Regions from separate parts of the Homo sapiens genome. Here region 1 is linked to region 2. The links are chromatin loops, found by intact Hi-C in ENCODE. Cell type or tissue: GM12878. All regions are shown on one strand.

What was found. Hi-C counts contacts between places; a loop is a spot of excess contacts. Peaks named below come from ENCODE experiments on the same cell type or tissue, not always from the same donor. Only the 100,000 strongest peaks of a DNase experiment are listed, where the experiment ranks them.
Region 1: a loop joins it to region 2, with 2.1 times the contacts of the local background. A loop is called at or near these places in 2 of 110 quality-filtered maps.

The regions. Positions count from the first base shown.
Region 1 is chr5:123,544,218-123,546,717 of GRCh38, forward strand. CSNK1G3 (casein kinase 1 gamma 3) reads left to right here. Exons shown (of 14, transcript NM_001364140.2): 2 at 1,200-1,624. The coding sequence starts at 1,447. Among named protein-coding and RNA genes, the nearest start is that of CSNK1G3, 33 kb to the left of the region's middle. In GM12878, a CTCF peak has its summit at 1,504; no DNase peak of the experiment used is centred here.
Region 2 is chr5:123,446,828-123,449,327 of GRCh38, forward strand. No RefSeq gene overlaps it. Among named protein-coding and RNA genes, the nearest start is that of CEP120, 25 kb to the left of the region's middle. RefSeq lists a silencer at 1,409-1,518. In GM12878, no CTCF peak of the experiment used is centred here; DNase peaks (open chromatin) are centred at 1,344 and 1,701.

The sequences.
Region 1 (2,500 bases), 97 kb after region 2:
AGTCTCTTTTCAGTCAGCTCCTCTCTTGCTCATCTGCCCATTGCTTTCTTGCAAAGTGTTTTCCTACTTTTTCTAATAAGCCTGCCTTTCTTTACCAACTGTCTTGGTAAATTCCCTTATTGCCTACACCACCGGCCCCAGTTAGTCACTACTTGTAACAGTAATTGTATATTTGGGGGTTGCTGAAAATTAATCAGAAAATACTGTCCGTTTCAACCCTTTTTATGGTTGCATTATATAATTAGAAAATTTTTGTAATAGGAATAAGTATTTGATATCAATCCTTGTTTCTTCATTAGTGACTATATTTTGAATTTATAACTTCTTTAATAGCAACGAATGATAGCCCACTCAATTTGTTCAAACAAAAGTAGGGAAATCCTGTAAAGGTGCAGAATTACCACAGAATTAAGGTACATTTGATCACTGCAATTCCCAGAGACTATGAATGGGGCAGACTCTTCCAAAAGCCTTGAAAAATATTTTGAGCTTTAATGTTTTTATCTGCATGTTAGAAATTTAATACCTAATTTCTGCATCTGATAAGGTTGATGCCTGTCAACATTTCACAGTCTTGTGAAATTACATTTATGTTTTTAAGGCCCACGTTAAATGTTATATAAGAATTAATTGTTTTCTTTGAGGGGTGGGAAGAATGTTCTTGATATTGTCAGTTCTATGCTCCAATCCCATGTGTAATTATAAGGTAATACTTGAATAAATGAAAATCATATGATAATATATATTTAAAAAAGACTTTGAAAATTATTAAGTATATGAACATGGGGAATATATTTTTATTAAGGTATTTTATTTTTATAATTCATTCTCTTTCTACTTTTAAATTGAAAATCTTATGTTGACTTACTGGAATTTTTTGAGTACTTTTTGTCTAATTGAGGTAATTTTAAGTTGGGAGGTTTATATTAGTGAATGTATGTTGATTTATGAAACAGTATAATTTTGTTCCTTTAATTTTTAAGAAGTAATTGAATCCCTGATATCTTTGTTTCGTATCTTTGTTATTAAGGTATATAAATAAAGGGTAGTGGTTAATTTAAAAGTATACTGTGGTTTGATTTCAATGGGCATCAATAGATAGCAGTAATTCTTGCCTAAGCTTTTGTTATGTTATCTAATTTCCCAGACATATATTTTAAAATTCTTAGTTGACTAATTTCCTTTTCTTAATATTCTAGCTCTCTATCAATATCAGCTCACATCATTGAAAAGATAATTTTGAAGACATGTTTTGCTGAAAAGACACTAAGAAAAATTTTACGAATGGGATGAACATGCTCCAGTTAATTGACTACCTACTGCAATTTGAATGTTAACATTACCCATCTGGTACAGTTACCTAGTGATGTACCTATTTTCACAATACCCTGTTTCAGTGTGCTTGTCTTGATTAAAGAATTCAAAGTGGAGTACCGCAAACTTGATATGGAAAATAAAAAGAAAGACAAGGACAAATCAGATGATAGAATGGCACGACCTAGTGGTCGATCGGGACACAACACTCGAGGAACTGGGTCTTCATCGTCTGGAGTTTTAATGGTTGGACCTAACTTTAGAGTTGGAAAAAAAATTGGATGTGGCAATTTTGGAGAATTACGATTAGGTAAGACTATTTTGTTTATTCCATTATGTTAGAAACATTTTAAAAATTGGAAGATACTTTTTAATGAAAATGATTTAGTTATTTAATTGTTTAGTTGTTTAATGGTTGTGGTAATTTTAAAGAATAAAGATGTTGGAAATTTCTTTTGTAGTTGTATTTTCATGTGTAAGGAATTCCCTAGTATAGGAGTGTCTACTTTAGCCATCCAGAGATTGACTATCCAGATTATGAGAAAACAAACAATTAAATTAAAATAGCCCAGTAGGCTGAAATAGCTGCCAGTAAAGCCTTTGCAATGTTCTTTAGGAATGATATTTAGGCCACTTTTTCAGATTCAAAAATGTTTAGTAATTGATAACTTTTGGGGCATAGGTATGGCTTAAAGTCAAGTTAATATACTGAAACTGCATACAATTAATGAAATTTACATCATTGTAATTTAATTTTTTCCTTTTACCCTTCCTTCTGCCCCAAGTATGTTTGGGGTGGGGCTCAGGAGTCTATATTCTTAACAAGGGGCTCAGAGTATTGATTCAGGTTATTATAATTAGGCAAGTTTGGGAAACACTGGTCTAATTAAGCTTCCTAACTCTATATTCAAGGCAATTGGAACTCAGTGAGGGAAAATGAATTGTCAGATGTTCACAACAATTGAATAACAAGCTCAGGATCAAAATCTAGGTATTTTAACTTCCAGTACAGTAGTGATGTAGCTTTTCCATTGCAAAAAACTAAGAAGGAGGGTGTTATGGTTATAATGGTTGTATAGAAGTCAGTATTCAGGTACCAGGAGGGCTCTGGTCAGTGGACCACCAAGAGTGAACTTTAGATGTAAAAAGAAAATCTGACTTCTCAATTTATTTTAGATTCAATCCT
Region 2 (2,500 bases):
CTATTAATTTTTACCATATTAGAATGTTTTGGTCTCAAACCATATATGATGGAAAATTTTCACACAGAGTTCCTTTAAAAATGTCTGAAATTCGCATAGTTTTTGCATGTCTAATTCCATTTGGCACCTGCTCCTTTGAGGGCAAGAACAGAAAAATCATCCAACCTTTAATGTGGTCAATTTTATCCTTTGAAGCACAATCCTGTTGAAAATCTGTAAAACTTAACACCTATACTTATGTGAATTAAACTCTGATATTTATTAATTACAAAACTTTTTGTGAATATAATTACATATTCTGCAATTTTTTTAATTTGGGGGGAATATCAACTTGTTTTTGGTTTGTCATATAGTGCCCAAGTAGACATTGGATCTTTAGAACTGATGTGTTTCTCACTTTCCCTCTCACTGATAGGATGAAAAAAAGCATAAGGGAGATTTCAGTAAAACACAGATAGCATAGGTGAACATCTTTGTTTTCTCATTTATGTGCCACGAGGCTACCTTAATTCTTCCTATATGAAAGCAAATTCCCTTAATAATAAAAATATATTTTAAAGGTTTTTTAATTTTTAATTTTGAAATAATTATAGACTCACAACAAGTTATAAAAATAGTACAGGTAAGGCATGGTGGTTCACACCTGTAATCCCAGCATTTTGGGAGGCAGAGGTGGGTAGATCACTTCAGCCCAGAAGTTCAAGACCAGGCTATGCAACATGTGAGACCCCATCTCTGCAAAAAAAAAAAAAAAAAAAAAGCAAAAGCCTGGTATGGTGGCATGCACCTGTAATCCTGCTTACTCGGGAGACTGAGGTGGAAGAATTGTTTGAGTCCTGGAGGTTGAGGCTGCAGTGAACCAAGATTGTGTCACTGCAGTCCAGCCTGGACAACAGAGTAAGACCTGTCTCTAAATAAATAAATAATAAAAATAGTACAGAGAGGTACTATGCATTGTCCATCCAGCTTCTCCCAATGATAGCAAATATTAACATGATTAACAGATTTTTCATACACAACAAAATATTTCCAGTCAATGACCATATTGTTTTTAATTAAGCAGATTACATATTTTTCAATAATTTCAACAGCCCTCTAGACAAATTCACTTTAGTCATCTAGTGAGATTTAACTAATATGGTGGCTCTTTAGCATGCCTTAGAATCAGCTGCAGGCACATTAAACCAGAGGTTACTGGGTTCCTCCTCCAGAATTTCAGATTCAATAGGTTTAGGGTGGAGAACCAGAGGCTGCAGTTCTAATAGGTTCCCAGGTGATGCCAATGATAGTGGCCTGGGAACCACACCTTGAAAACAAAAGAATGAAAACCACATAATCTATGGCTGATTTCATGTTTTTAGAATGTAAGCTTAAGAAAGTCAGAACGAACTTGAAAGTGAAAACACAACTAGTGAAACTAGACATTTTATTATCTCTAAATGAGTAGCAGAAGAGGTTTGGGAACAACCGAGTCTGGCCAAAGTACAAAGGTTGTATCTTCAATGAAATTAAATTACTAGAAAGAAATTGTGACAATGAAAGCTAAAACTTAATCAGTGGAATTGCTCTCTGTCTGAAGAAAATAGGTATTTATAGGGAGGGAATGATCTGTATGGATTTTTGGAAAAAGAACATCTTCCAAAGTAAAATTTGTGGTTATTCAGCATTACTCAGAAAAGGGAGCACATTGACGAAGTGATATGAATAATCAACCTGGACTGAGTGGTCATGCATGTAACCAGACTTGGTGAGACTAATCATTGAGAGCATTTATCTCTTTAATTGTTACATTTGATTTGCATGTAAGAGTTGCACTTACTTGTTCTTTTTCTGGCAAACTTCTGATACACTTGGAAATTATGTATTTTTTTCTTGAGACCAGGGTCTTGCTCTGATGTCCAGGCTGGAGCACAGTGGCATGATCATGGCTCACTGCAGCCTCGACTTCCCAGGCTCAAGTGATCCTCCCACCTCAGCCTCCCATGGAGCTGGTACTACAGGCATGCAACCCCATGCTTGGCTAATTTTTATATATTTTTTTGTAGAGGCAGGGATTTGCCATGTTGCCCAGGCATGTCTCGACCTCTTGGGCTCAAGCAAACTGCCTGCCTTGGCCTCCCAAAATGCTGGGAGTACAGGCATGAGTCACCGCACCTGGCCGGAGATTATATTTTTTGATGTAAATGAACGCACAGGCATTATGAACTATTTATCGATCTCATATGAGTTTTGTTAGTCCCTAGGCTGTATCAACTCTAAGGACCCAGACAATCAGAATTTCTAGATATGCAAGTACTGGTACTTCTAAGGGCTTATTGGGGTGATCAAATTGTGTACATACCTCTGTATCTCCTCTCCATATGACAGTAAAACTACTGTTTATACATTCTGAAAAATTATCCATTTTAAACACATGAAATGTTTCTATTTACTAGAACTCCAGAGAAGAGACCATGATGTTAATTACAAATGTCAGTGTTGTCAAGAACTGTGAAGGTTC